Regions from separate parts of the Homo sapiens genome. Here regions 2, 3 and 4 are each linked to region 1. The links are chromatin loops, found by intact Hi-C in ENCODE. Cell type or tissue: IMR-90. All regions are shown on one strand. Region 1 overlaps LINC02945 (long intergenic non-protein coding RNA 2945). Region 2 has its middle 110 kb from the start of MIR302CHG. Region 3 overlaps ZGRF1 (zinc finger GRF-type containing 1). Region 4 overlaps ALPK1 (alpha kinase 1).

Region 1 (8,000 bases):
TGTCTGGCATTGCCAGGCTACTCATACTGAGAGAGAGAGAGAATGAATAATTTACAGAATGAATATCTAGGCAACTTCAATTTAGGTGGTGTGCAGCAGAAATGAAGGGATAGAAGTGAAGCTTGAGACAAGGGATTTCAGAAAATTCTCCAAGTAGTCCCAGTGAGTATGAACTGGATCCTAATTGTGCGACAGGCTTCATTTCCTATGCTCCTTGATTTTTCGTCTCTGAACTGTTTAAGGATACAGAAGAAATGACCCATTCTCACTTAGAAAGAGTGACGAGCTTGTGGGGATGGGGATTTTTCCATTTTGTTTGAAACAAATTATGTACAGTGGAATACATGTAGGACTGAAATTATGGGAGCCTTAAATTTATTCTTCACAGGATTTTGAATCAAACAAATATTGATTAAGAATGTTTTGTAGGCCGGGCACGGTGGCTCACACCTGTAATCCCAGCACTTTCGGAGGCCGAGGCGGGCGGATCATGAGGTCAGGAGATCGACACCATCCTGGCTCACACGTGAAACCCTGTCTCTACTAAAAATACCAAAAAAAAAAAAAAAAAAAAAAATTAGCCGAGCGTGGTGGCGGGCGCCTGTAGTCCCAGCTACTTGGGAGGCTGAGGCAGGAGAATGGCATGAACCCGGGAGGCGGAGCTTGCAGTGAGCCGAGATCGCGCTGCTGCACTCCAGAATAATTTTGTATTATTTACAAAAGAATGTTTTGTAAATAATAATATAGTAATGCACTATGAAATAAGAAGTGGTCTGTAAAAGGAAAAAAAAAAAGGCCAAATTTTAAAATCAAAGGGTCACTTATTGTTTCAGGAAATAGCATGTCTTTATCATTGTCACAAAAACCAATAGCAGAAATAGAAATATGCGTCAGTGTTATTTAGGATTGCACTTGAACAATGCTAATTTGCACAAGGCAATTATTTTATAAACTTTTGAGGAATGGGGATTATGTAGAGATGAAGGTTAGAATAAAGGTAGGTATGTAAGCTTGTAGGGAGGAAGATTTGTTTGTCTCTACCCACGAATTGGGCCAATTCCCGGATGTCACATCACAAGCCAGATTCCAGAGGAAATGGCGGTTGACCTTTTATTTCTTGTTCAATGCCATTGGACAAAAACACGAGTTTAACTTTCAAGTTGCTTTTGGCAGAGGCCTTGGGGTTGCTCCTCTGCCCCCAGCTCTTTTCTGAGTGACACACAGAGCCTCAGCCATCCTTAACAGACGTGTTCTGAGTGCTGTTTCTTGGAATAGCAAATAATACGGCCAATACCTAATTTAGAACTTTTATTCTGTGCCAAGTGCTATGAGCTTATTTATGGATTATCTCATTTAATCCTCATTATTATTTATAATGTAGATGTTGTCATTATCTCCATTTTATGGATAATGACACTGAGGCTTAGAGAAGCTAACTCACTTGCCTAAGATTATATAGCCATTAAGTAGCAGTGACCAGATCTGAACCCAGGCAATTTGATTCTAAACTCTCTACTGCCTCTCTTAATGGCTGCCCATCAGGGAATTCACTCTTCATGGTGGATGTAGTGCAAACTTGATAGATAGAATGGAAGGCAAATGTTAAATGCTATATGACTTGCCTTACACTTATTCATGTCAGAGTGGAACTGCCAAAGGTCAGGATTGTTTGGAGGTCCATAAAAATTCTATATTGCTTGTCTTCCCTGTGCAAAGTGCTCATTGAACATCCTATCCCCAACCTACCCGACTCCTTCTCCATCTCTCATGGGGTAAAGAGGGGAAACAAACTCTTTGGCAAAAATAGACATTATGGTGTAAATCAACTAGGTAAATGAACATCCCCCCACCTTATCTTTATAAAGTATGAACATTGAAAGAAAATCAGAGTTTTTAAAAAGGCAAATTTTGCCATTACAATTTGAATAAAGAACTCTTTTGTTTGACAACATAAAGCTTTAGATGAAGTACTATTTTAATATGTAAAAGATTAAGGACAAATTAAAAGCTAAAACATTCTCCGTCAATACTTGAAGTTGAGCAAAAATCACAGGATATAGGTTAAATTTAAACAATTTCCACAGCAAGGATGGTGTTCAAAGTCATCACCCAGTAGGAGGGTGGCCCCTATTCCTGAGTTTTGATCCTTGACCATGATTCCTGGCCTGCAGACACCCAAAGCTGCTTCATCTCACTTTATATCTCTCAGAATGCCCTAGAATTTCTCTCTTTGCTTCTCCAGGAATCCCTATTACCAGCCCCTCCTACTCTCCAATTCTCTGACTCTTGATTTTGGATTATATTTAAAATTGCTATTATTGTACTATGTAGGCCCTTTCTTAAAATTTTAGACTCTCAAATGTTGCAGTCATACACTTCCTTTTTCCAAATTAGAAACTAAGAAAAATAATAGCAGCTCTCTTCTGCTTCCATCCTTCCCCTCTTTACAAAAAAGAATCTTAGAACTCTCAAAATAAAAATATTCTTTTCCATAAATCGGTTCTTCTTCCTGTTGGAACTGTACTTGATCAATATCTCATGACATACTTAATTCTGCTGCTTTCAGCAGTAAGTTTTGGGTAATAATTTTCAGGGACAAGGCAACTCTGCAATATTACCTTATCCATTAACCAATGAATCAGGTAAGAAATTTTGTTTTTCTTCTTTTTCCCTGATAAGCAATTTAAAATACATCTTTTGTAATATTTGGATATGATTTTAAGATAGCACATAAAACTTCCAAAGAATTTCAATTTTGCCATGGACAACTTGCCCTCAAAGTCATTGTCTCCCTCTAGTTTTACTTTCTATTTATTTTTACTTTCTATTTAATTTTCTATTTAAGTTTCATTTTTATGGTAGCTAGACATCCATTGTATGGACTTAATTACTGTACAAAGTGTATAGTGCTCACAATATTTTTAGGGGCCCACAAAAATATATGAATTTTATTTCTAATTCAGAAGGAAAGATATAATGATAATATTTAATAATTAATCCAGCCTGGGGTGTATACCAAAGCAGTCACAAAATATAATTGTGTGTGTGCATGTGTGTGTGTATGTGTATTCTTTTCAATGAAGGAAGGGGCTCTGAAGGCAAAAGTGCTTGGAACTCATGATAGTCATAACACTATGAAAGTGGCTAGCTTCTTTATAGCAAGTGAACATTTTAAAACTGACAGCCATATTCCATATTCTTCAAAGTTTTTATGTTGTTTGTGGTTTTGATGATCATGTGAACCATCCCCACATTATGCAATTTATTGGTCACAAATTAAAACTAAAATGGAGTATAAAGTTCTGAGAATATGAGTCTTGAACAATAAATAAGCCTTCAGGTATTGATATGTTATCTTAATTTGGCTTTAGTCATTCCTTATCATAAGTTTTATTTATTTATTTATTTTTAATATAAACTTAAAATAAAATCCTACCCCCCTTCCCCACCAACTGAACAAACCCCCATTGTGCCCAAGAGAACTCCAGGAAAACCTTAAAACTGAGTTCCCAGCCATGATGGAATGGGAGGTCAGACACATCTCATTAAACCCTTTCTCTTTTATGGTTTAGACAGAACAACTGATCAGCATTAATGTTAAAATAGAGATCATAAGACTGACAGAACAAACTCTTCGTGGCAGTAAGATACCATATTACACCATGATACAAACAGGACCTAAGGCCATGCCAGGCAAGGATTAATTCACGCACCCCCTACACTTAAGTAATAAACTAGGTTTTTCTTTTTCTCTGTCAGCTAAACAAGCACTGGCTTCGAGATAAGCAATATTAAAACAATTTGCACCTCTACCAGATTCTGACCCCCACTCCCTGTTCCACCCACTCCCTGTTCCACCAGCCATAGCTATAGCTTTGATTGGACAAGAGACTGATTTCAATAACTTTCTCCTGATCAGAAGATCATGGACCATGGACTGGTTCTGGGCGGTTTACAGATATTGTGCACTTGTATGCCTTCCTGCCCTGAAAGAAACTTTTGATTTATAGGGCCTAATTGTAAATACATTTAAATGTTAAGTCTCCACCCCAAAGTAAACATGGGTCATGTTACATGCATGTTTGTTCAATAAGCATGTAACATCCAATATGTGTCAGGACCACCCTCATGAATATTCATAGCTCCTCCTATACCTGTTGAATATGTACGTTTAGCCAACCTGTTCAGCATAAAGCTCCCACTCCAAGCACTCCTCCTGTGAAGTGCCTGTCTCTGGTCTTGCGGGAGGCATTTTTCTAAATGCCTTTAGAAGAAACAAAGTCTTTCCTTTTCTAAATCTACATTTATAAATCCTATTTTTTTTTAAGTTAACATAAGACAAGGTTTTTACATGTAACATTATTGGCTTTGTTTACCTTTATTATTTTCCAAAACTATGGCACCATCTACTGGTAGTTTAAAGAACGGTTCTACATGCTTAGATAATGGAAACGGTTCAATCCTACATCCCATGTATTTACAAAAGACAGTTCACATTACTCCCTCCTCCTCTTGCCAATTCAATGCCTTTTAAAAAATCTACTCTGTCCCTTAAAAGTCCGTTTTTACCTCTCCAGCAATGCCATCTACTTCTGTAGTTTCTATTGAACCATAATGTTCAAACTCCAACTCTGATATTTTTTCCTGATGTTTTCCTAGCTTTGTCTTTTCAACTGCTAACTGAACTGGATACCTTTTCAACTCCAGCTGAAAGGCATCAGCTGGATTAAGGATGGCTGCTGTTAAGCCATCTCTGGCAGCACCTCATACACATCAGAAGTCCATCTTTGTCTCATCTCACATAGGACAACTCTCTGTTGTACTTTGCCTTTATTTCCAGAAACTGCCTTCTGTGTCCATACCTTCTGCTTTTGTAGTCCAGCTCACTCACTTAACTCACATCTTTGTCATCTATGCCTTTCTCTATGGAAATTTTCTGGCGCTGACCTATTTCTGGCTATGGAACCTCTCAACTATGATTTCCTCCCCTTGCTGGATCATTCCTGACAGCAACTCTCGGATGCTGCATTCTCTGAAGCACTTAGATGCTTAGAGCCCTTAGATGAGGGCTCAGACTAGCCCTTGGTCTACCAGTAGTTATACTGGCTGCTTATCAGAGTGCTGGGAACCCTTCTTAAAACTCCAGATACTCAGATCTCTCCTCAAGGGATTTGATTCAGTAGCTCTACTGGAGACCCTGGGAATTTTAATAAATGCCTCAGAAGATTTCTGGTACAGCTGTTTCATTTGGGAACCAACAGCCACAAGATAAATTATGTGTCACAGAACACAAAGCTCTGCGTAAACTGGCCCAAGTCTATCGCTGTGGTTTCATATTTTGCCATCTGATCTGCCATTCTTCTGTAGGCATTTTCCTTATTCCTTGTTCTTTCTCTTTTTGCTCCTTCCTAGTTGGAAAATTTCCTCTCATCTTTTTTTTTTAATTTTAATTTTAATTTTTTGAGATAGAGTTTCGCTCTTGTCACCCAGGCTGGAGTGTGGCATTGTGATCTCGGCTCACTGCAACTTCTGCCTCCCAGGTTCAAGCAATTCTCGTGCCTCAGCCTCCCGAGTAGCTGGCACTACAGGCGCCCGCCACCATGCCTGGCTAATTTTGTATTTTTGGTAGAAACAGGGTTTCACCATGTTGGCCAGACTGGTCTTGAACTCCTGACCTCAGGTGATCTGCCCACTTTGGCCTCCCAAAGTGCTAGGATTATAGGCATGAGCCATCATGCCCGGCCTTCTTCTTATCTTTTAAATCACAGGTCAAATATCATCTTCTCTTTAGGGATTCCTTGTATTCTTCTTTTGCCTCCCTTTTCATTAAGCAAAATTAATCTTTCTTTTAGCTGTGCCACTATACCTCAATTGGAGCTCACATCACAGAGTCAGATTCACACTCTGAATCCAGGTGTTTATGTCCTAAAAAACCTAGAGAGTAAGTGATCATTAAAACATGGTCTATGGATCTCCTGCTTCACAATCATCTAGGGTGTGTGATCAGTGAAAGATTTTCACTGCAGATCTATTGAATTAGACTCTCTGGGGATGAAGTCTGCAATTGGTAAAATTAGTGCAGGTAAGTCTTCTGCTCATTAAAATTTGAGAACCATGGTTCTATCAGCTGTAGAAATTCAGGACATCAGCTGAAGTGACAATTCTTCCATGAACTGCATTAATCAACAGGACATATGTCAGGAGCTCAGAGCACTCACATCTTTATCAGCAGCAAGGCCAAGGGGTTGGCTTCAGTTATTGGTGTTGAAGTTAGCGTTAGCGGTACCACTGCTTACTTTTCTTTTGTTTGTTTTTAAACCATTGGTTTTCCTTTTAAACAGGCCTCCCAATTAAAAACAATGCTAGGTAAAAGAAAATATACTTGAGAGCAGCATCTTATTTATGTGTTAAACCATGGTTCTTCTCCTAAAACCTTAACATTCCCTGGCCTTAGAATTTATTATAATCCTAAATTTAAGAGGATGATCTATATTGTTATATTGTCATCTTCATTTCCCTCTTATGCACTTATTGAGATTAGGACCCATATCTAATTGCTCCTCAGTCTTTTTAACCTGGAATCTCCAGGTTTTTTAAAAAAATAATTTCAACTTTTATTTTAGATAAAGAGGGTATATGTGCAAATTTGTTACATGGTCATATTGTGTGATGCTAAGGTTTGGGATATGATTGAATTTGTCACTGAAGAAGTGAGCATAGTACCCAATAGTTTATTTTTCAACCCTTGCCTCCCTCCCTTCCTCCCCACCTCTAGTAGTCCCCAATGCCTATTGTTCCCATCTTTATGTCCATGAGTACCCAGTGTTCAGCTCCCACTTGTAAGTTAGAACATGCAGTATTTGGTTTCTGTTCCTGCATTAATTTGCTTAGGATAATGGCCTCCATCTGCATCCATATTGCTGCAAAGGACATGATTTCATTCTTGTTATGGCTGCATAGCATTCCATGGTGTATATGTACCACATTTTCCTAATCTAATCAACTGCTGATGGACATCTTGTTTGATTTTATGTCTTTGCTATTGTGAATAGTGCTGCAATGACATATGGGTGCATAGTGTCTTTTTGGTAGAATGATTTATTTTCTTTGGGGCATATACCTAGTAATGGGATTTCTGGGTTGAATGGTTGTTCAACTCTTAGTTCTTTGAAAAATCTTTAAACTGCTTTCCACAGTGGCTAAACTAATTTACATTCCTTCCAACAGTGAATAACCATTCCCTTTACTCCACAGCCTCACTAGTATCTGCTGTTTTTTTGACTTTTTAATAATAGCATTTTGAGTGGTGTGAGATGGTATATCTTGTTATGGTTTTGATTTGCATTTCTCTGATGATCAGTGATGTTGAGCATTTTCTCATATGTTTGTTGGCAGCTTGTATGTCTTCTGTTGAGAAGTATCTGTGCATGTCGTTTGTCCACTTTTTAATAGGATTGTTTGTTTTTTGCTTGTTGAATTGTTTAAGATCCTTACAGATTCTGGATACTAGACCTTTGTCAGATGCATAGTTTGTGAATATTTTGTCCCATTCTGTAGGTTGTCTGTTTACTCTGTTGATAGGTTTAATTTAATTTTATTTATTTATGTATGCTGTGCAGAAGCTCTTTAGTTTAATTAGGCTCCACTTGCCAATTTTTGTTTTTGTCACAATTGCTTTTGAGGACTTAGCCAAAAATTCTTTCCCAATGCCAATGTCCAGAATAGTGTTTGCTAGGTTTCCTTCTAGGATTCTTACAGTTTGAGGTCTTACATTTAAATCTTTAATCCATTTTCAGTTAATTTTCATATATGATGAAAGGTATACAGTTTCATTGTTCTGCATATGGCTATCCAGTTATCCCAGCATCCAGGTGTTTTTCAAAATAATATTATCATTTTTCACCTTGGGAGACTCAAACAGATAAATGGGATTATACATATTCTTATAGTTCTTTGGTAAACAATAATATAATCACTGTGTAGTCTCTTTCCTGGATCAG
Region 2 (8,000 bases), 660 kb before region 1:
TACCCAGAGTAGAAAGTCAAAAAATTAAAGGAGATTAAGTATAGATAATACCACTTGACCCTCAGGATCCAGCAATTTCTGAAGGCAGATACCCCTGGACTTTTCAATTACATAATCCAGTATAAGCTGAATTTTTCTCACTTGTAATTAAAGGATTTCTAACAAAATAGTTAACTTTTGTGAATTTTTTTTTCTGGCAAAATAGTCTGCTTTACAAAAGTCAAATTTCAAAATGCATTCATTTATGCAACAAATTTTTTTTTTTTTTGAGACAGAGTCTTGCTCTGTGGCCAGGCTGGAGTGCAGTGGTGCGATCTCGGCTCACTGCAACCTCCGCCTCCCAGGTTCAAGCCTCAGCCTCCCAAGTAGCTGGGACTACAGGCGTGCACCACCACGCCCGGCTAATTTTTGTATTTTTAATAGAGATGGGGTTTCACCATATTGGCCAGGCTGGTCTCGAACTCCTGACCTCGGATCTGCCCACCTCAGCCTCCCAAAGTGCTGGAATTACAGGCATGAACCACTGTGCCCAGCTGCAACAAATATTTATTAAGCATCTACTACGTGCTGGTGTATCACATTGTGTCAGTCATGCTGAGAGTAAGTTAACTAGGATCGACTACATAGTGTTCCCAACCTAGGCACTATTAGCATTTTAGGTAAGATAATTCTTAGTTGTTGAGGATGATTCCAAGTGTGGCCTCTGGTCAATATATGCCAGTACAGCCCCCAGTCACTGTCACTGTGACAAACGAAAAATGTCACAAATTTTCAGAAGTTCCTCTAGGTGGCAGTACTATGCTGATGTAGAACAGTGAAGTTGGGGGAAAGACAGACCCTGACAACACAGAGTTAGGAATTTTAGAGCTCTCAGACATATACTATCTAAAAGACATGTCAGAAGTCCTGAACGGAAAAAAAAAAAAAAGCGGGGGAGGGGGGAGTTGTTCCAGAACACAGTGGTATGTAGTATTATAAGGTAAAAGGCAAGCAAGGGTTTTAATGAACTTAGAAGAGCTAAGTGAGTAGAAAGAAATCTTATAAAATATCACATGATTAAGGACAAACAAACAGAATGCTTGAGGCCACCTATAGCCAGAAGTGAGCTAAAACAAGCTAACAGTGAAATAGAGCTTTGATCCTACAAATTCAAAAGGGGACGTTCTGCAGGCAATTGGTTCTCCCTCTCAACAAGGCAAGGTCAAGGAAAGGTCATAAAAAAAGGGATGAGGAAGAGAACTGTTCAGATTAAAGAGGCCTAAGCAAACAACCAAAAGCAATGTGTGGACTTTACTTATATCCTGATTTGAACAATTTAGCTGTAAAGACATTCTAGGGACAATTGCGGATGTTTAAACACAGACTAGATCTTAGATGATATTAAGAAATTGTCACTTTTCTTTGATGTAGTTACATAGAAAAATGTTCATGTTTTTTGAGAGGTATATTCAGCATGAACAATTATGTCAAGCTGCTTAATATCTCAGTACCTCAATTTCATCAGTAGAGATAACAATTACTTCATACATTGTTGAGAAGATTGAGTTAATATTTATAAAGTGCTTAAAAGAATACCTAGCATTGCCGGGCACGGTGGCTCACGCCTGTAATCCCAGCACTTTGGGAGGCCAAGGTGGGTGGATCACCTGAGGTCAGGAGTTCAAGACCAGCCTGACCAACATGGAGAAACTCCGTCTCTACTAAAAATACAAAATTAGCCAGGGTGGTGGCACATGCCTGTAATCCCAGCTACTCGGGAGGCTGAGGCAGGAGAATCGCTTGAACCCCGGAGGTGGAGGTTGTGGTGAGCTGAGATCGTACCATTGCACTCCAGCCTGGGCAAAAAGAATGAAACTCCGTCTCAAAAAAAAAAAAAAAAAGATAACTTTTCAAGGAGACCAGTTACAAAATACAAAGGAAAGGCAATAAATAATACAAAGAAATTGGACCAGGTACGGTGGCTCACACCTGTAATCCCAGCACTTTGGGAGGCCGAGGCCGAGGTGGGTAGATCACCTGAGGTCAGAAGTTCAAGACCAGCCTGGTCAACATGGTGAAACCCCATCTCTACTAAATATACAAAAATTAGCCAGGCTTGGTGGCGGGCACCTATAATCCCAGCTACTTGGGAGGCTGAGGCAGGAGAATCATTTGAACCCAGGAGGCAGAGGTTGCAATGAGCCGAGATCGGGCCATTGCGTTCCAGCCTGGACAACAAGAACGAAACTTCTTCTCAAAAAAAAAATACAGAGAGCATCAGAACAGAAAGATAGATTAGCGAATAGAAAAGAGATCAATGGGACGAAAAAATGGTGGAAGGAAAAATAATCATGAAAGCCAGAGGGGGCCGGGCGCAGTGGCTCATGCCTATAATCTCAACACTTTAGGAGGCCGATGCAGGCGGATCACAAGGTCAGGAGTTCAAGACCAGCCTGGCCAAGATGGTGAAACCCCGTCTCTACTAAAAATACAAAAAAATTAGCCTGGCATGGTGGCGGGCCCCTGCAATCCCAGCTACTAAGGAGGCTGAGGCAGAGAATTGCTTGAACCAGGGAGGCGGAGGTTGCAGTGAGCCAAGATGGCACCACTGCACTCCAGCCTGGACGACAGAGCCAGACTCCCTCTCAAAACAAAAAGCCAGAAAGAACATATGTGGGAATTATGTTAAACTTTAAGTGTGAGAGAGATGTGAGTGAGAGATCCAAGGAGAGATATAGGACAACCAGGAGGTACCATTCCCCAAATAAGCCAATGAAAATGCTACATATGGTCGGGCACGGTAGCTCACGCCTGTAATCCCAGCACTTTGGGAGGCCGAGGCGGGCGGATCACGAGGTCAGGAGATCAAGACCACAGTGAAACCCCGTCTCTACTAAAAATACAAAAAAATTAGTCGGGCCCCGTGGCGGGCGCCTGTAGTCCCAGCTACTACAGAGGTTGAGGCAGGAGAATGGCTGAACCCGGGAGGTGGAGCTTGCAGTGAGCCGAGATCGCCCCACTGCACTCCAGCCTGGGCAACAGAGCGAGACTCCGACTAGGGGAAAAGAAAAAAAAAAGGCCAGGCGCTGTGGCTCACGCTTATAATCCCAGCACTTTGGGAGGCCGAGGCAGGCAGATCACGAGGTCAGGAGATCGAGACCATCCTGGCTAACACGGTGAAACCCCGTATCTACTAAAAGAAATACAAAAAAATTATCCGGCCGTGGTGGCGGGCACCTGTAGTCCCAGCTACTCTGGAGGCTGAGGCAGGAGAATGGCGTAAACCCGGGAGACGGAGCTTGCAGTGAGCGGAGATCGCCCACTGCACTCCAGCCTGGGCGACAGAGCGAGACTCCGTCTCAAATACAAAAAAAAAAAAAAATTAGCCAGGTGTGGTGGCTAATGCCTGTAGTCCCAGCTACTCAGGAGGCTGGGGTGAGTGAATCACCTGAGCCTGGGGGCGTCAAGGCTGTGGTGAGCCCACCGCGCCCAGCCCCCACTCTTATTTCTTAAATGATTATTCATCACATGTTCCAACAATGCTTCTAGGAGTTATTACTTTACACTGATCCAAATTAGCACTTTCTTCCCATCATTTACAATTTAATTTTCTCCCAGTGAAACGTTGAATTTAGAATTAAACTATATCATTTTCAAAACGTAAGGTTTTAACAGTAAATTATTGCCACTAGAGGGCACCAGAAGCTCAGAAGCATAAACATAAAAATAGTTTTCACGAACCACATTTAAGTATTAAAAACAAAATACAGTGCAAGTTATAGTGTCAAAAATATTTCGAAGCCGGGCGCAGTGGCTCACGCCCATAATCCCAGCACTTTGGGAGGCCAAGGCGGGTGGATCACCTGAGGTCAGGAGTTCCAGACCAGCCTGGCCAACGTGGTGAAACCCACTCTCTACCAAAAATACAAAAATTAGCCGGGCATGGTGGCGCAGGCCTGTAGTCCCAGCTATTCTGGAAGCTGAAGCACGAGAATCGCTTGAACCCGGGAGGCAGAGGTTGCAGTGAGCCGAAATCGCACCACTGCACTCCAGCCTACGTGACAGTGAGACTCTGTCTAAAATAACAACAACAACAACAAAATTAGAAAAGCATTCACATGCCTTTACTTTTTTTGATTAATATTTTAAACTGATTTTTAAACATTGTCACTAAATGTTTCAAACTCTTGAAAAAGTAAAAAAATCAATAGGATCATATTATAAAGCTTTGTTGCAATTTTAAAATAGAGGTTACTGATTCACCAAATTACCTTGCTTTATTAAGAGTAGACATTTGAACTTACTAATTTTTCCTTTATCTAACATGTTTCCTTGAATTTATTTATGTTCCAATGATTTATTTAATCCAATATTAAGAAAACATTTGTTTTAACTTGAGTAATCAATTGAAATTCAAATAAATAGCCCTTTGAGTTCTGAGCTTTCAATATGGCAAACCACCGATTGACTGGGGCATCTTAGACAAAGTCACATCTAAAATGTTGGAACTCTCTGCACCTTGGTAATTTACCTGAAATGTCTGTTCCCCATGCCCAGCAAATTCAAGACTCAACTCAGATGTTGGTATGGCTTTCTCTAGCACGACATCACCTGCAGAAAAGTTAATTATTCCTTCCTCTGTGCTTCTCTGTATTCCTACAACACTTGGTGTAGCCAATGCAGTTAGATGAAATCAATATTTCTTAAGAACGTACTATGTTATTCAGAACCTACCGGAGGCTCAGTTCCTTCTTTCAAGGAGTTTATAGGAGAATAGAGTGACATGAGGAAAAAAGGCAATTGCATGAAAAAATATGGTATTTTTCATGCAACAGTATGAGTATGGTAAGTGAAGAAGTATAGTAGAGGAAGATGACAAGCATTTTGTAGGCATTTATTATTGAAAGAAATATTTCCAAGCACTGTCTTTGCACTTAACTTCGAAGAGAACTTTATTTTTATTTTATTTTTATTTATTTATTTATTTTTGAGACGGAGTCTCACTGTGTTGCCCAGGCTGGAGTGCAGTGGCGTGATCTGGGCTCACTGCAACCTCCGCCTCCCTGGTTCAAGCGACTCTCCTGCCTCAGCTTCCTGAACAGCTGGGACTGCAGGCGCGTGCCACCACATCAAGCTAATTTTTTGTATTTTTAGTAGAGACGGGGTTTCACCGTGTTAGCCAGGATGGTCTCGATCTCCTAACCTCGTGATCCACCCGCCTCGGCCTCCCAAAGTGCTGGGATTACAGGCATGAGCCACGGTGCCAGGCGAGAACTTTATTTTTATTTATTGAGCACCAACTCAGAACACTGTTTAAGACACCATAGAAAGGCTTACAAAAGAAATAAATGGCACAGTTTCTAATTCAAGATATTTCAAGCATACTGGGTAAGTAAAATATGTATGCCCAAAATTTCAGGACATTATAAAAACAACATACATTCAAATGTAATTCATTTACTATAAAAATGCACGTGTTTACTTTATAAAGAAGGAACGCATGGCCGGGTGCGGTGGTTCATGCCTGTAATCTCAGCACTTTGGGAGGCCGAGGCGGGCGGATCATGTGGGCAGGAGTTCAAGACCAGCCTGGTCAACATGGTGAAACCCTGTCTCTACTAATAAAATACAAAAATTAGCTGGGCATGGTGGCGTACACCTGTAATTCCAGCTACTCGGGAGGCTGAAGCAGGAGAATTGCTTGAACCTGGGAGGTGGAGGTTGCAGTGAGCCGAGATCGCACCACTGGACTCCAGCCTGGGTGACAGAGCAAGACTCCATCTCAAAAAAAAAAAAAAAAGAAGAAGAAGAAATACATAATAAAACCACTTAACGGACTTTTGATTTAATATATCGAAAAATAAGAAATCCCATTAAGTCTCCAGGAAAGAGCCCACCTTTAAGAATATGGAATTTGGGGCGAGGGATAGCATTAGGAGATATACCTAATGCTAAATGACGAGTTAATGGGTGCAGCACACCAACATGGCACATGTATACATATGTAACAAACCTGCACGTTGTGCACATGTACCCTAAAACTTAAAGTATAATAATAATAAAATTAAAAAATAGAAAAAAAAAGAATACAATGAAGAAAAAAAAAAGAATATGGAATTTGAGGCTGGGCACGGGGGCTCACGCCTGTAATTCCAACACTTTGGGAGGCCAAGGCGGGCGGATCACAAGGTCAGGAGATCGAGACCATCCTCGCTAACACGGTGAAACCCTGTCTTTACTAAAAATACAAAAAAATTAGCCGGGCGTGGTAGCAGGCGCCTGTAGTCCCAGCTACTCTGGAGGCTGAGGCAGGAAAATGGCGGGAACCCGAGAGGCGGAGCTTGCAGTGAGCCGATATCGCGCCACTGAACTCCAGCCCGGACAACAGAGCGAGACTCCGTCTCAAAAAAAAAAAAAAAAGAATATGGAATTTGAAAAATATTTTTCTCCCAACTCTATACAGAATGGAACGTAACTGGGGTGGGCAGGTGGGTGGGGGTGAAACCAAACAGTCAACCATTGATTTATGGCCTTGAAAGTAGTAGTCAAGGAGCCTGGGGTAGGGGGTAACTATAATCTTGCCAAAGTTACTCAACCACATTAGATCTCAGTTTCTACATCTATAAAATGAGAAGCTCATATTAAGTGGTTTCTAAGGATCCTTCCAGCCCTACTATGCTGTGATTTTTACAGTGTCAGCTACTGAAATTAAGTGGTTGAATTTAAAAGACATTACAGCTATGGAATCAGTTGGAACTTGGTGATGAATTAATAGCAGATGATGAAGGAAAGAGAAAAATATATATATATGAACGTAGAAGCACTTTGAAAAGTACAAAGTCCTCTACAATGTATACAGCCATAATAATCATTATTAATCAAATATGTCCAAGTCTAGAGGACTGGAGAATGCTGGAATGATGCTACTGAAGCAAATCAAAATCAGAAAATGGGAGGGTAAAAGAGAAAATGGCTTGCTTTTCACATGCTGATTTACTCACCCCCCTACCTCTCAACACTATTGAGATGGAATTTACCACCAAGGAACAGAGCAAAGAGGATGCTTATTTTCATGCAACTTCTGTCTTTATTCTTATAGTCTGAAAACACTTCCTAGGAAGGTAAAGAAAATAGCTATTCAAATGTGGTAATTAGAAAGATTTGGGCCCAGCGTGGTAGCTCACGCTTGTAATCCCAGTGCTTTCAGAGGGTGAGGCAGGAGGATCGCTTGAAGCCAGGAGTTTGAGACCAGCCTGAGCAATGAAGCGACACCTTCTCTCTACAAAAAATAAAATAATTTTTTTTTATTTACAGGCACAGTGGTGTGTGCCTGTAGTCCCAGCTACTCAGGAGGCTGAGGCAGAAGAATCACTTGAGCCCAGGAGTTTGAAGCTGCAGTGACCTATGATCACGCCCCTGCACTCTAAACTGGGTGACAGAGCGAGACCCTGTCTCTTAAAAAAAAGCTATCTTGTAAAGACTGCTCTGATAGTAGACCTAATCCATAGTATTTTTTAAATGAAAATCAAAAATAGAAAAACTAGGGAGAAATAACATTTAATCAGAGAGTAAAATATATTTAGGTTTGCATTTCAAGTATAAAAAGGACCATAGGAAGATAGGTCACCTATAAAGGTCCTAAAAGGTTTCTGCACTAGATAACTATGTTGCTATGTGATTCGAAATTCTCCCTAGAATCACCATCATGGGCACAAGGTTCCTCATCCCCAAAGTGGCCACTGCACACATCCACAAGTTCACTAACTGGGGCAAGGAAAAAAAGAATTAGCCAGTATTCCTATTAGCAGAGTTTGATGGAAAGGGGCAAATCCGTGGCGTCGTTACTACAGTATTTGGCAAAGGGTTTTGAGAAGATTGATTAGAAAGCATTTTGTGCCAGGCGCAGTGGCTCACACCTGTAATCCCAACAGCTTGGGAGGCTGAGGTGGGCAGATCACGTGAGGTCAGAAGTTCAAGACCAGGCTGGCCAACACAGTGAAACCCCGTCTCTACTAAAAATA
Region 3 (8,000 bases), 500 kb before region 1:
ACTCAGGAGGCTGAGGCAGGAGGATCGTTTGAGTTGAGATAGAGTCCAGCCTGGACCACATAATATGACATAGTATGATCCCCCTCTTATTAACAAGACAATAAAAATATGCTGTCATCTCACAGTAATGAAAAGGTCTTAATAATCTATTGCAATAAAAATTATTTAAATCTGTTTTTAGCTTTAAGATAGGAGTACATTTGTATTTTTGTAATGGCTCTTTTTTTTTTCTTTTTTCAGACGGGTTCTTACTCTGTCACCCAGACTAGAGTGCAGTGGCACAGTCACAGCTCACTGCAGCCTTGACCTCCAGTGCTCAAGCCATCCTCCTGCTTCAGCCTCCAAAGTAGCTGGGACCACAGGTGCACAGTACGATGGCTGGATAATTATTTTTTATTTTTTTATTTTGTAGAGATGGAGTCTGACTACATTGTTCAGGCTGGTCTTGAACTCCTGGCCTCAAGCAATCCTCCCACCTCCACCTCCCAAAGTGCTGGGATTATAGATAGGCATGTGCCTGGCCTATAATGGCTCTTCTTACTACAACTCTCTGAAACAACCTCTTTATGTATGTTGGTGGTAGAAGGAACTTTCAAAACAGTGTGTTCTTTGAAGATACCCTTAATGCCACTTCTGCCTCATTTTTAAAAGTATAATTAACTACATATTGCAAAAGAGCTATTCTTGCGAGAAGGTAGTATGCGAATTAATTTTGAAAACTGTATATTAGAAAATTGTAATTCTGGCTTGGCACAGTGGCTCACACGGGTAATCCCAACACTTTGGGAAGCCAAGACAGGGGTATCATTTGAGGCCAGGAGTTTGAGATCAGTGTGGGCAATACAGTGAGACTCCAACTCTAAAAAAAATTTTTTTAAATAAAAATAATTAGGTGGCATGGTGGCACATGCTTGTAGTCCCAGTTACTCAAGAGGTTGAAGCAGGAGGATTACTTGATCCCAGAGGTCAAGGCTTCAGTGAACAACGATTGCGCCACTGCACTCCAGCCTGGGTGACAGAGCAAGACCCTGTCTCTTAAAAAAAAAAGAAAAAATTCTAATTCTAAAATATAGGTTGAATATTTTTAAGAGCTACTTGGTTGGCAGTTGTGCTTATATATAAGTGTTATTAAAGGAAAGTGACCATTATTTGAAGAAATATACTACTTTATCTCTGGTCTGTTGGGGAAGTGTTTTTTCTTCATATTTGTTAAACATTTAAACAATTACTTTTGTAGTTGAATTCATTTTCTGTGTCTATCCAAGTCATATGAAAAATTATGGTTATTTTGTATATTACTTGATGAACTAAAAATGACTTGTTGCTGTTGTCAGTATCGTGTTTTGTGATTGCTAGGAGATGATTCATTCTTCAAATAGTCAATTACACTTTTTCAATTTTTCTTCCTTTCATTTCTTACTAATTTTAAAATAGATGATCTGCATTAACATAGTATTAGGTTTGACAGGTGATTTATTATGTACCTGGCATTTTTTTCTTTTTCTATTTTTTTTTTTTTTGAGACGGAGTTTTGCTTTGTTGGCCAGGCTGGAGTGCAATGGCGTGATCTCAGCTCACCACAATCTCTGCCTCCAGGGTTCAAGCAATTCTGCCTCAGCCTCCTGAGTAGCTGGGATTACAGGCATGTGCCACCACGCCAGGCTAATTTTGTATTTTTAGTAGAGATGGGGTTCCTCCATGGTGGTCAGGCTGGTCTCGAACTCCTGACCTGAGGTGATCTGCCTGCCTCGTCCTCCCAAAGTGCTGGGATTACAGGCGTAAGCCACTGCACCCAGTTATACCTGGCATTTTTTTCTAGTGTTCAAAGATTTAATTAAAAATTTAGAATCAGAATTTTCTAATGTGCTAAGTTTTCAAATTAATTAGCATAGTGACTTACCTGCTAAAGTACCCCTTTGCCAGGGAGAGCTAGCTTGTATGTGTGTGTAGACAGAAGCAAGATAGAGATGGCAAGTGTGTTTTCACAGGGCAAACTTAAGTTTTGCAATTATTTTTCCATCAAAATCATGAATCACCTGTGAAACTATTCTAGCTAACTAGATAACTTATTCATATTTTATCCTAGTTCTCTTCCTCGGGAAGTAAAGAAGAGACTGCTTTTCAAGCTGTTATTCCTAAACAAATAGAGAGAAAAACCTGTGACCCTAAGGTAAAATTTGTGAAGAACATCGATTTATTTAACCAACTACATTTTCTTTTCTGTTTAAAACAAAAAAACAAAAAAACAAGTATCAGAGTTTTCACAGGCAGAAGGTTAGTAGCATAATAAATAAGTCTGGTTTTAAGAACAAGAAAAACTATTTAATGACTCCTGCCCCCCTTTTTGGTCTTAAACTTTCTCTATACTACTAATGAGCTAATAATAACAGTGTTTACATTATCCTTCCGTACATAGGATACTCTAGGGGTTGGACACAAAGCCATGTAGAGTAAAATTAATGAATACTCTGTGGGGAACAAAATGAGTATCTTTATACCCTTTAACTTATTATAGTCTATTCTGCCACTTATACTTCTGAGTATATAGAAGTATACGTAACCAACATCTAAGTAGTGCTACCTATTCTATATCAAAAATTAACAAAGACAACAGCATAAAAATGGATGGGTTTTGTAAATAGCAGTTCTACTCCTAAAACCCAACACACCTCTGGAAGAGATCTACATGGCAGCATAGAAGGCAAGGTACCTATTTTGGCCAGGCATGGTGACTCATGCCTGTAATCCCAGTACTTTGGGAGGCCAAGGCGGGTGGATCACTTGAGGCCAGGAGTTCGAGACCAGCCTGGTCAACATGGCAAAACCCCGTTTCTACTAAAAATACAAAAACTAGCTGGGTGTGGTGGTACACACCTGTAGTCCCAGCTACTCTGGAGGCTGAGGCATGAGAATCACTTGAACCTGGGAGGTGGAGGTTGCAGCGAGCCAACATTGTGCCACTGCACTCCAGCCTGGGTGACAGAACGAAACTCTGTCTCAAAAAAAAAAAAGTGGGGGAGGTAATGTACCTGTTTCCTTGTGGGGAGTATACATTACCCATCAGACAAAGCAGAAGCAGAAATATACAGAATCTTTAACAGTTGAGACTCATTTTTATTGCAATGTTTATTTTTAAATTCAGAAGAATATTTTCCACCAAAGTCCTATTAAAGGGGCATTTAAATTAGATTTTTCTTTCAAATGTGTGATTTACAGTTCTTCATTTTTGAATAAGAGTATATTCAAATTATATATTACTGTCATTTTGTTAGTTAAAAATGAATTAATCCTTTACCTACATTCCTTTGACTCTGTTACAGTCTTATTTTTCCACATTTTGGGTAAGCTTTACTTTGTATGGAGTAAAAAATCCTAGAACCCTCCAGGGGGCAGCAGAGAAAGCCATTTGAAGCCTGAAAACAGACTGAGTGAAAGAGCCTGTCTAAGGAACATGTCTACATTGGAATCACACTCTTAGGCTTTTGCTCTCAGAGCAGTAGGATATCACATCTTTCTACTGAGAGGCAGAGAGTCCACCACCCATCCTGCAGTTGAGCCTGATATTTTACAAAACCCCTAAGTAAAGAGAAATGCTGTTTGCATTCTTTCTCATTGTTCCCTTTCTGTTACTGGCTGTTTATTTATTGCTTCCTGTATACCAAGTACTGTGTGGTACCTAGATGAAGCAAAACATCTCTGCTCACAAGGGGCTTACAGTACAATTAGTACAGAAATAAGGAAAAACTTCATTGAAGTATGAAGTTGTGAGTCTATAATATATAGTATTGTATGTAATGCATAGTTGTATAATATATAGTGGAAGCATTGAGAAGCAACTAAATATTTCTGGTTTAATTAGCTATTATTATTATACTCATCTTTATGCTTGTAATAAAATTATACTTATTCATTTGTTTCCCCCTCATTGGCTATAAATCATACTTTTTTTTTTTTGAGATGGAATCTCTCTATGTCACCCAGGCTGGAGTGCAGTGGCGTGATCTCAGCTCACTGCAACCTCCAACTCCTTGGTTCAAGCAATTCTCCGGCCTCAGCCTCCCGAGTAGCTGAGATTACAGGCGTGCACCACCACGCCTGGCTAATTTTTTATATTTTTAGTAGAGATGGGGTTTCACCATGTTGGTCAGGCTGATCTTGAACTCCTGACCTCAAGTGATCCACCCACCTTGGCCTCCCAAAGTGCAGGAATTACAGATGTGAGCCACCATGCCCAGCCTAAATCATACTTTTTAATGTTGAACTTAAATGTAGTTAAATCGATGCACTTTGAATTTGTTACCCATAACGTATGTTTTAGGATAATAGGAGAATTTCCCGGTTTTCAGCATTAGTTCCTGGTATTTACAATAGTTCCTGTAATAAAAAGCTGAATTATGTATTGTATTCTGTGTGTTTACTTTGTGAATATATATGTCAACATATAGTTATGCAGTTCTTATTTTTAATAATTTACCTGTAGCCTGTTGAGTTTCAAGGACATCAAGTAAAAGGATCAGCTACTAGTGGTGTAATGGTCAGAGGACACAGCTCACAGCTAGGATGCAGTCAGTTTCCAGATAGCACTGAGTATGAAAACTTTATGACAGAGACACCAGAGTTACCTAGCACGTGTATGCAGATTGACTTCTTGCAGGTAAAAATATTTTTATAGTTGCATTTTGCCAAATCATTTTCTTTATGTTAATACTACATTTTGTGAAAATAGTATAGTTGTTTATACAGTTATAAGTTAAAAAGGAGTACAGTAAATTGACAAGAAGCATAATATCTCAAAACTAAATAACAAAAGTATTTTACTTGAAAGATGTATTACTTTTTTAACATTGGGAGTTTAACAGATTACTTTTCACTTCAGAGAAGACTATAAATTCATGACAAAAGCAAACAGGTACATTACACAAAGAAAATACTCACCTGTTTAACATCTAATAGATTTTTTTTCTTCTGATATTTCCCTTCTCTCTTTAAATATGACACTGAGTACCTCTAGTTGCTACCAAAGGCAGATTTCTGGGGATGAAAATAGAGGTCATGAGGTTAGAATGATAAGCATGTATTTGAAACAGTGTTCATCAAAGAGATTTTTTTTTAAATTTCCCTTTTTGTCAAAGCATAATACATATGAGAAGAAATAAAGAAAAAAAAGCATAATACATATATGAAATAAGTAAATCATCACAAAGCATACTCATATAACCTCCACCTTTAACAAATAGAGCATTCTCAGCATCTCAGAAGCTCTCCTTCTGCCCCTTTTCAATCACTACCCTTTTCACTTTTCCCTAAGATATCCACTGTCTTGACTTATAACCATCTATTAGTTTTGCTTTTAAAACTTTATATAAATAGAATCATACACAGTGTATTCTTTGTGTCTGCCCTCTTTTGTTTAATATTGCAATTCTGAAATTCATTTATGTTGTTGCCTGTGGCTATAATTTATTCATTTTAATTGCTGGTGTAGTATTCTGTTGCATAAATATATCCCAATTTATCCATTCTTCAGATGTTTGTGTTATTTGTGTTAAGGGACTATTACAGATACTGCTGCTGTGAACATTCAAGTACCATCATGAACATGTACATATACACACATGCGTGACATACTTATGTTGGTTATATTACCTAGGAGTAGCATCATTGAGTCACTGGATAGGATATATTTACTTTTAGTACATAATGCAAAACTGATTTCCAAAGTGGTTTTTATAATTTACATTTCCATTAGGAGTGTATGAGAGTGCCCATCACTCTACATCTTTACCAACACTTGATGCTGTTTTTGGTTTTCAGTTTTAGCTATTCTGGTGGGTATATATTGGTACTTCAGTTGTAGTTTTAATTTGCATTTTCCTGCCTGATAGTGAGGTTGGGACCTTTTTTGTATGCCTATTGGCCATCTCTTTATCCTCTTTGATGTAGTGCCTGTTCAGCTTTCTTCCTTTTTTTTTTTGAGACAGAGTTTTGCTCTTGTTGCCCAGACTGGAGTGCAATGGCGTGATCTTGGCTCACTGCAACCTCTGCCTCCTGGGTTCAAGCGATTCTCCTGCCTCAGCCTCCCAAGTAGCTGGGATTACAGGCATGTGCCACTGAGCCCAGCTAATTTGTATTTTTAGTAGAGATGGGGTTTCTCCATGTTGGTCAGGCTGGTCTCGAACTCCTGACCTCAGGTGATCTGCCGGCCTCGTCCTCCCAAAGTGCTGGGATTACAGGCGTGAGCCACCATGCCTGGCCTCTTCCTCATTTTTTAATTGACGTGCTTATCTTTTAAAAAATTTTCTGGAATTCTTTATATAATTTGGATACCTACTCATTGTCAGTTGTATGCTTTGCAAATATCTTTCCTGACCCTTACTTACCTTTTCACTCTTAATGGTATCTTTGATGAATCAAAAATTTTTCTTTTTTTGTTGTTTTTTGAGACAGAGTCTTAACTCTGTCACCCAGGCTGGAGTGCAGTGCATGAACATGGCTCACTGCAGCCTCAACTTCTTGGACTCAAGCAATCCTCCTGCCTCAGACTCTCGAGTAGCTGGGACTACATGTGCCCACCACTATGCCCAGCTAATTTTTTTTTTTTTTTTAGACAAGGTCTTGCTCTGTCACCCAGTCTGGAGTGCAGTGGCGTGATCTCAGCTCACTGAAACCTCTGCCTCCTGGGTTCTAGCAATTCTCCTGCCTCAGCCTCCCGAGTAGCTGGGATTACAGACATGCGCCACCATGCCTGGCTAATTTCTTGTATTTTTAGTATGGTTGCATATACATTTAGAACTAGCTTAACAATTTGCTATGTTGGCCAGGTTGTTCTCAAACTCCTAGCCTCAAGTGATCTGCCTGCCTCGGCCTCCCAAAGTGCTGGGATTACAGGCATGAGCCACTACTCCCGGCTGCCCAGCTAATTTTTAAAATTTTTTTGAGATGTTGTTTCACCAGGTTGCTGCTGGTTTTGAACTCCTGGGCTCAAACGATCTTCCTGCCTCAGCCCCCCAAAGTGTTGGGATTATAGGTGTGAACCACCACGCCTGGCCTAGTTTATCATTTTTTTTTTTTTTTTGAGATGGAGTCTTGCTCTGTTGCCCAGGCTGGAGTGCAGTGGCGTGATTTTGCCTCACTGCAACCTCTGCTGTTGGGGTGATCAGACCCAACACCAGGTTGTAGGGGTGATGAAGTCTGGCAGAGTCAAAGGATTGAGAAAAAGACAGTATGAGAAGTAAAACTGGGACCAGGTGGCCATCGCGATCATGGAGGCTGCGAAGGCCCCGATCTCTGGGAGCCCACACTGTTTATTGGTAATCCAACAGAGAAACAGGTGGTGAGAATGTGGAGGTCAAAAGGGCAGGCACATGATCTACAGCTGTGACAGTTTAGCATTTATAAGGAACGTGTTCTGCTACTTGAGATAATGGGAATAGGAGCCTAGGAGGGCTAGAAGCAAGGAGCCAGCAAGTCTACACACATTCCAGAGGACATTATGTCAGTCATGCAAGCCCTACCTCAGTTTCCCTCCCAACACTCAGCTTGTTCCCAACACTCCGCCTCCTGGGTTCAAGTGATTCTCCTGCGTCAGCCTCCCAAGTAGCTGGGATTACAGGTGCCCACCACCACGCCAGCTAATTTTTGTATTTCTAGTAGAGACGGGGTTTCACCATGTTGGCCAGGCAGGACTCGAACTCCTGACCTCGTGATCCGCTTGCTTCGGCCTCCCAAAGTACTGGGATTACAGGAGTGATCCACCACACCTGGCCCTAGTTTATCATTTTTAATGTAATTTATTTGCTGTTTCCTTTACGATTAGCGCTTTTGTATCTTAAGAAATCTTTCTCTGGATGACAAGGTCACTCACACCTGTAATCCCAGCACTTCAGGAGCCTGAAGCAGGAGGATCACTTAAGGCAAGGAATTCAAGACCAGCCTGGGCAACATAGTGAGACTCGGTCCCTACAAAAAAAATTTAAAAATTAGGTAGGTGTCATGTTGCG
Region 4 (8,000 bases), 220 kb before region 1:
AAGGCATCCAGGACAAAGTGGGGCAGGGAGGCTAAAAGTTGAGATGTGTGATAACAAAACGCCGTACGATTGCCCCGTAAGTTTTATGGACACGAGGGCCACAGTGGTCCGGAGAAGGAGTATTTACAATTATCAATGTGAATGTGAACTCTACTCACCAGTCTGGACTTTGAATGTGAATGACCTAAATATACCTCAAGTCCCTCACTTCTAATACCATCACAAAATATTTCAGCTTAATTCCTGCCCTGCAAGGGAATCTTGAGAGGATACGATATTTCATTTGCTTAACTATACATTTCTAAGGAACTGTTTAAGTCTGACCATATTTATTCATATGATCTTTGATTTGTAGTTCAATTTACAATTTTGGGGAAAAAAATCATGGCTGGTAAATGGGAATAGTGTCTAAAGTTTTCAAAGAAATTTGGTACGTGCCAAAAGCCTGCATATATAAAGAGCTGTGATTACTGCAGTGCTGATTTAGGGAGATAGGTGCATTACCTTAGATTATTTGAACTTCATCAGTGATTACTTTGTATAGTGAGTCCTAGATTCATTTTCCATGAAGTAATGTGCTTAGATATTTTATTATAAAGCCAAGTAGCCTACAATGTCTTAGCTTTTGTTATTCTTCTGATTTTTCCTCCTTATCAGGTCTGAAATTTGAAACTATTCCCTCAAGGGATTCACTCTATTTGCCCCCCCCCCCCTTTTTTTTGGTTCCTCAGTGACTCTCCTTCTTCTCATTAATTAATCAATTTGCTTCAACAAATATTTATTGAACCCCTCTGATGTTCCAGGGTAACTACAATTCTTACTTTCACAGAATATTTTTGGGACAGACAATCTACCACAAGCTCTGGGCATCTCTGCAAGTTCTTGCAGTGTATGTCAAGAATGAGAGATCAGGCCTGGTGCAGTAGCTAACACCTGTAATTCCAACATTTTGGGAGGCTGAGGCAGGATGATCATTTGAAGCCACGAGTTTGAAGCCAGCCTGGGCACATAGCGAGAACCTTAGATAAAATAAAAATAAAAATATTAGCCTGTAGTGGTGGCACATACCTATAGTCTTAGCTACTCAGGATGCTGAGAGGGAGGATTTCTTGTGTCCAAGAGTTTGAGGTCGCAGTGAATTATGATTGTGCCACTGCACTCCATCCAGGACAATAGAGTTAGACCCTGTCTGAAAAAACAAAAACAAAACAAAACAAAACAAACAAACAAACAAACAAAAAAAGCCAGGCCAACCTCTCCTTACCTGGGAATTTATTAGAATTTGCAGCATCTTTGAGGAATGAGGTCATGTCTCTCACTGGGACAAAGAGCAGGCTTTTTTTTTTCTTTTTTTTTTTTCTGAGATGGAGTCTTGCTCTGTCACCCAGGCTGGAGTGCAGTGGCATGATCTCGGCTCACTGCAAGCTCCGCCTCCCAGGTTCAAGCCATTCTCCTGCCTCAGCCTCCCCAGTAGCTGGGACTACAGGCGCCTGCCACCATGCCCTGCTAATTTTTTGTATTTTTAGTAGAGACGGGGTTTCACTGTATTAGCCAGGATGGTCTCGATCTCCTGACCTCGTGATCCGCCCGCCTTGGCCTCCCAAAGTGCTGGGATTACAGGCATGAGCCACCACGCCTGGCCAAGAGCAGGCTTTTTATAAAAGCAGTGGGCTCCCTAAGCCCAGTGTTCCTTGGCTGCAATAGAGACAAACCCACTGACTGCATGCACAGCATCCACTGGCCCACTCACTACTACTCCAGTGGGACTTGGAGGACATGAGGAGCAGATGTCAGCATGATGTTCATGCTGCTTGATGTACTATGGGTACTAAAACCTTTTGTCTCTGTCTCAGGAGTTTCATGCCGTCTGCCAAAATCCATGAAATAACAGGCTAGCTCATTAGCTTATAAGGAGCGTAGAAGCAAATTACAGACTCTGACAAACTTAATATTTTCCAAGAATTGCCTCACTCCTAGATGAGCCTCTCACAGAGTAAAATTTTATGTAATTTCCTAAATATTCATCTTAACTGAAATAGGATAAAGGCAAAAATGGCAACTTTATTTGACATACATTTATTTTTTGTGTGTTCTATGTTGTCCAAAACGTATAGCCTGTGTATTACCAATTCCATGCTTTTCAAAAAAATCAAATTGTTAAAGATTAAGATTTGTGGCACCAATAATGCAAATTAACCAAAATTTTCTGGATACCTGCTATGTGCCAGGATCTGTAAGGTGATATAAGGATGAATTAGACATAGTTCTGGAATTTTAGGGCTCAGGGTTTACTAGAGATGACAGGCAAATAGGTCTGAAATAAAAGACTGAATCTGCTCAGATATAGCAAAATTCCAAGCAAAGAATGGGCAAAGAATGATTGTGATTTGTAGTTTAATTTACCACTTTGAGGAAAAAAATAATGATTTTTTATACAGGGAAAGGAGGTTTAGTTAAGATACGCTTTGCTTAGAAGACCGACTAGGACATTGAAAGATGGGTAGGACTCCAGACAGTGGAAGTGAAAGGGGTAGGCTCTGAGGAGCAGGGGTGGATGGCAGTGTGAAGAGATGCACATCAGACAGATGTGGTGAGATGTGGGGCACAGCAAGAGCAAAGACACAGAGGGACCTTGTAGAAAGTGACTGCGGTCAGCAGGAAGTCCAGGTTCTCAGGGGTGGCTGTGGCTGGGCTGATGACTGACACAGACTTTAATCAAGTTTAGGTGCTCAGGCAGGCATGGGGCATTTTAACAACACTTTACATTGGCAAAGTACTTTATTGCTGTATAGCAGCTACTCAAATACTCTTTAGTAATGTTATTTCCATGAATCTGTTAATTTTACCTTATCTATTTTATTTATTTTTAAGGGAAATAAATGACATAAATGGGTATTAAGAACTTAATTCGTTCTTGAGTCCTATTTCAATTTCACTTAATTTCCCCTTTTTGATTTGAGGCCAAACTCATTGATCTGGGGCCCTGTGGTAGATTGTTTCCTATTTTTTGTTTTTCTCCATTGTAACTAATGAATTAATTATGCAGCTTTGTTTAATATCTGTCTTCCTCACTATAATTTAAACTCCAAGAAGGCAGGAAATGAGTTTGTTTTGTTCCCTTCTATAACCTCAGTACCTTGAATAACTCCTAGCACATAGTAGGTGCTCAAAAAATATTTGTTGTTGTTAAATGTTTATAAAAGCAGATGCAAGCTAAATCTGGGTAACCTATCTTGTTGATTAATCCTGTGCATTGCTTACTGTTGATAAGTTGGAAATATTTCTTTTTATTTCAGGGATATCTGTAGTGTTCAAAGAAGGTAAGATGCCTTTTGTCATCTCTAAAGTATTAAATTCTCTGCCTACACTCTTGAAGTGACAAGAACAGCATGCTTAATTTTAATTCATACTCTTGTCTCTTTGAAATAATGTAAAATTTTTAGAATATCTCTTAATGTTGATTCTCATCAGTCTTACCAGAAATTTCCACAAAATTTGCTTTATAAGTACATTATCAGATTATCTGAAAATTCTGTGACAATGTTTATGTCAAAGCTTCTGGCCCATAAAATAAGCCAGTCTGGGTGTTAATGAGGATGCCAACACCAACAAATGTTTGCCGTCATTCACATCAACCCCCATCTTGACGGTTTTCTGCAATTTCTGACAGTAAAGTTGGTTCTTCTTTCTAGTGCCTCACTGCCGCCCTCTACTGGTGGCACTTATCAGTACAGGTATAAGCAATTTCACTTTTAACTAGTGTGTTTATACTTACTAATGAAAACAAATGTGACACTCTACACAACAGAACAGGTCTAAATAAATTATAAGACTCAGTAATGGCCTGTAAAAATGGAAAATTTTGTGGAACATTAAAATAGCAGTGCATATTATGCAACTGACAAATACTCGTATTTGAATTTCATTTCAGTAAAGATCCATTAATCTTTTTGAATTTTGTCTTATGAAAAAACTCACTAATCCACTGTCCCAAAATCTATGATGTTTCAATATATCAATGATTAAAATTATAGTTGTATGCAAATACATGGAAATTAAATAACCTGCTCCTGAATGATTGTTGGGTCAACAATAAAATCAAGGTGGAAATTTAAAAATTCTTTGAACAGAATGATAACAGTGACACAACCTACAAAACCTCTGGGATACAGCAAAGGCAGTGATAAGAGGAAAGTTCATAGCATTAAATACCTACATGAAAACGTGTGAAAGAACACAAATAGACAATCTAAGGTCATACTTCAAGGAGCTAGAGAAACAAGAACAAACCAAACCCAAACCCAGCAGAAGAAAAGACATAACAAAGATCAGAGCAGAACTAAATGAAATTGAAACAAAAAAGACAAAAGATAAATGAAATGAAAAGCTGGCTCTTTGAAAAGTTAAATAAAATTGTTAGACCATTAGTGAGATTAACCAAGAAAAGAAAAGATTCAAGTAAGCTCAATTAGAAAAGAAACGGGTGATATTGGCTGGGCTCGGTGGCTCACGCCTGTAATCCTAGCACTTTGGGAGTCCTAGGCGGGAGGATCATGAGGTCGGGAGATCGAGACCATCCTGGCTAACACGGTGAAACCCCATTTCTACTGAAAATACAAAAAAATTAGCCGGGCGTGGTGGCAGGCGCCTGTAGTCCCAGCTACTGGGGAGGCTGAGGCAGAAGAATGGCGTGAACCTGGGAGGCGGAGCTTGCAGTGATCCAAGCTCGCGCCACTGCACAACAGCCTGGGCCACAGAGCAAGACTCCGTCTCAAAAAAAAAAAAAAAAAGAAAGAAATGGGTGATATTACAACCAATATCACAGAAATACAAAAGATCATTCAAGGCTACTGAAAACCTTTACACACATGAACTAGAAGACCTAGAGGAGATTAATAACTCTCTGGAAGTATGCAACCCTCCTAGATTAAACCAGGAAGAAATAGAAACTCTGAACAGACCAATAACAAGGAGTGAGATTGAAATGGTAACTAAAAAGCCACCAACAAAAAAAGTTCAGGACCAGATGAATTCACAGTTGAATTATATCAGACATTTAAAGAAGAATGGTACCAATCCTATTGAAACTATTCCAAAAGATAAAGAAAGAATCCTCCCTAAATCATTCTATAAAGTCAATATCATCCTAACATCAAAACCAGGAAAGGACATAACAAAAAAAGAAAACTACAGGGCAATATTCCTTATGAACATAGATGCAAAAATCCAGAACAAAATACTAGCTAACAGAATTCAACAGCATATAAAAAAGATAATCGACCATGATAAAGTGGGTTTCATACCAGGGATGCAGGGATAGTTTAATATCTGCAAGGCAATAAATGTGATACACCACATAAACAGAATTAAAAATAAAAATCACATGATCATGTCAATAGATGCAGAAAAAGCATTTGACAAAATCCAGCATCTCTTTATAATTAAAACCCTCAACAAAATTGGCATAGAAGGGGCATACCATAAGGTAATAAAAGCCATTTGTGACAAACCTATAGTCAACATCATACCAAATGGGGAAAAGTTGAAAGCATTCCCCCTGAGATCTGGAACAAGACAAGGATGTCCACTTTCACAACTTCTATTCAACATAGCACTGGAAGTCCTAGCCAGAGCAATCAGATAAGAGAAAGAAATAAAGGGCATCCAAATTGGTAATGAGGAAGTCAAACTGTGACTGTTTGCTGATGACATGATTGTATACCTAGAAAACCCTAAGGACTCATCCAAAAAGCTCCTAGAACTGGTAAATGAATTAAGTAAAGTTTCAGGATACAAAATTAATGTACACAAAATCAGTAGCTCTGCTATACATCAACAGTGACCAAGCTGAGATTCAAATCAAGAACTCAACCCCTTTTAAAATAGCTGCAAAAAAATAAATTACTTAGGAATATGCTTAACCAAGGAGGTGAAAAACCTCTACAAGGAAAACTACAAAATACTGCTGAAAGAAATGATAGATGACACAAACAAATGGAAACACATCCCATGCTCATGGGTGGATAGAATCAATATTGTGAAAATAACCATACTGCCAAAAGCAATCTACAAATTCAATGCAATTGCCATCAAGGTACCACCATCATTTTTCACAGAATTAGAAAAAATAATTCTAAAATTCATATGGAACCAGAAAAGAGCCAGCATAGCCAAAGCAAGACTAAGCAAAAAGAACAAATCCGTAGGCATCACACTTTCTGACTATAAGGCCATAGTCACCAAAACAGCATGGTGTTGGTATAAAAATAGACACATAGTCATTTTAGAATGACTAAATAGAAATACTGTTAATGCAAAAGAGCCTTATCTATTAAATGCTCCATGGGTCCATAACTTGCAAACAATGCTGGTTCTGAACATGTACATGACCCCAAAGTCTTTGGTCATGTTCTCTTGTATTCTTCCTTACTCTCAGCACACACCCTATAGGCAACAAAGCTGCCAACCTCACCTCATAAGTATGGTCTTTGCTTCTCAGTCTCTCTTCTTGCTGCCTGCTTCAGGGTTTCTCCCTGTTTAGTTTGGACCACTAGCCTCCAGGCTGGTCTTCCTGCCACTTGTCTCTTTCCCAGTTCCCATTCTTTATGCTTCATGTGCTGCCCAGATAGGTTCTTAGAAAGCAGAACTGACGGTGTTACTTTCCTACTTAGAAACTCCTGGCTCATTGTTGCCTATAGGATGAAACACAAACTCCTGAACTTGGCATGGAGGGTCCAAGTTGCCACGCTCAGCACTACCTGCCATTAGTGTCGCTTCTACCACTGTGAACTTGCCCTTAGTACTCTGGAATGGTGTCCCCAGGACTCTGTTTTCAACAGTATGGCAGAGTCTAACATCATGCTCTGTCATAATTCAGTTTCTTAACTGTCTCCCAGTAGACTGTGACTTCTGTGGGTGACCACAGTGTCTCACTCATTTTTTTCATTTCAGCTTCTCATGCTGTGACTAGCACACTGTAGAAGCTGTGTGAATGGACACATAAATGAATGAATGAATGTTCCTCTCCCCATTTTTATCTAATAAACTCATCAGTTTTCAAGTCTTAGGTTATAAAGGTACTTCTCTAAAGACTTTCTTGACTCTAATATGGCAGAATTAATTGCTGTCATGGTAGTTGCATATACTCCAGTCTTCCATGTTAGGTCATAAGTGACAGAAGCAACCTGGAGAAGTGAAAAGGATATGAGCTTCAGAGGCAAATGACCCTGGGCTAATCACTTAGCCTTGACACTCACTATCTGTGTCACCTTCAATAAGTAGCTCAGCTTTTCTGAAATGAACACTCGTTTCTTCATCTTTAAATGGAGTTAACACCACTTCCTCATAGGACTGATGCAAAGATTTAATAAGCAAGTAAAGGTTCATGACACATGAAAATTTCATTAAATTTCAGCATTTATTTCCTTCCCCCGAGGGTGAAGACCCTATTTAATTCATACCTAGGTTCCCAGAACTTCAGAAACTATAGAGAATCAATAAATGTTTGTTGAGTAAATAAATGATTCCCAGAGTTGTAGTTAGTCAAAAGTAGTGTAAGTATATACTTTAAAAAGGTCTTTTAAACTAATACAATTGTTTATTAATTCCTTTCTACTCACTTAGTATAAATATCACATCCTAATACCCTGAAATGTCTTGAATCAAATTCTTCTCATTTTTATGACGATAGTATCTAAAGTACACACACGTCTTGTGGTTTGAGGCATATTTTCAGACCTTTCAATTATACTTCCATTTGTACATTTCCTTTATGTAGTCACTGTAAAGTATGTTTGTGAAGTGCTTGGATAATAAGTAACATTTATTTTGTAATGGTATATATATGTAATAATTTTAAGTAAGACAAAGCAAAATATAAAATTGTTCATACAGTGTAATAGCAACTCTGCAAAAAATCATCGAAAACCACTGACATTTTCTTCCAAAAGTAGAAAAATCCATCCTAAAATTTATATAGAATCTCAAGGGACTTGGAATAG

The links. Hi-C counts contacts between places; a loop is a spot of excess contacts. Peaks named below come from ENCODE experiments on the same cell type or tissue, not always from the same donor. Only the 100,000 strongest peaks of a DNase experiment are listed, where the experiment ranks them.
Region 2: a loop joins it to region 1, with 2.9 times the contacts of the local background. A loop is called at or near these places in 10 of 110 quality-filtered maps.
Region 3: it touches region 1 in a loop (6-fold over the local background); 32 of 110 quality-filtered maps call a loop at or near these places.
Region 4: a loop joins it to region 1, with 7 times the contacts of the local background. A loop is called at or near these places in 24 of 110 quality-filtered maps.

What each region holds. Positions count from the first base shown.
Region 1 is chr4:112,096,271-112,104,270 of GRCh38, reverse strand. All of the region lies in intron 1 of LINC02945 (long intergenic non-protein coding RNA 2945), which reads left to right. Among named protein-coding and RNA genes, the nearest start is that of LINC02945, 12 kb to the left of the region's middle. In IMR-90, a CTCF peak has its summit at 4,410 (motif pointing left); a DNase peak (open chromatin) is centred at 4,400.
Region 2 is chr4:112,758,588-112,766,587 of GRCh38, reverse strand. It overlaps a transcript of ANK2 not described here. Among named protein-coding and RNA genes, the nearest start is that of MIR302CHG, 110 kb to the right of the region's middle. RefSeq lists enhancers at 6,141-6,435, 6,174-6,987, 6,988-7,801. In IMR-90, CTCF peaks have their summits at 796 (motif pointing right) and 3,669 (motif pointing right); no DNase peak of the experiment used is centred here.
Region 3 is chr4:112,600,178-112,608,177 of GRCh38, reverse strand. ZGRF1 (zinc finger GRF-type containing 1) reads left to right here. Exons shown (of 28, transcript NM_018392.5): 9 at 2,087-2,170; 10 at 4,481-4,654. Among named protein-coding and RNA genes, the nearest start is that of ZGRF1, 33 kb to the left of the region's middle. In IMR-90, a CTCF peak has its summit at 3,383 (motif pointing right); a DNase peak (open chromatin) is centred at 3,417.
Region 4 is chr4:112,317,688-112,325,687 of GRCh38, reverse strand. The region is part of intron 2 of ALPK1 (alpha kinase 1); the gene reads right to left. Among named protein-coding and RNA genes, the nearest start is that of ALPK1, 24 kb to the right of the region's middle. RefSeq lists an enhancer at 6,402-6,451. In IMR-90, a CTCF peak has its summit at 3,716 (motif pointing left); a DNase peak (open chromatin) is centred at 3,687.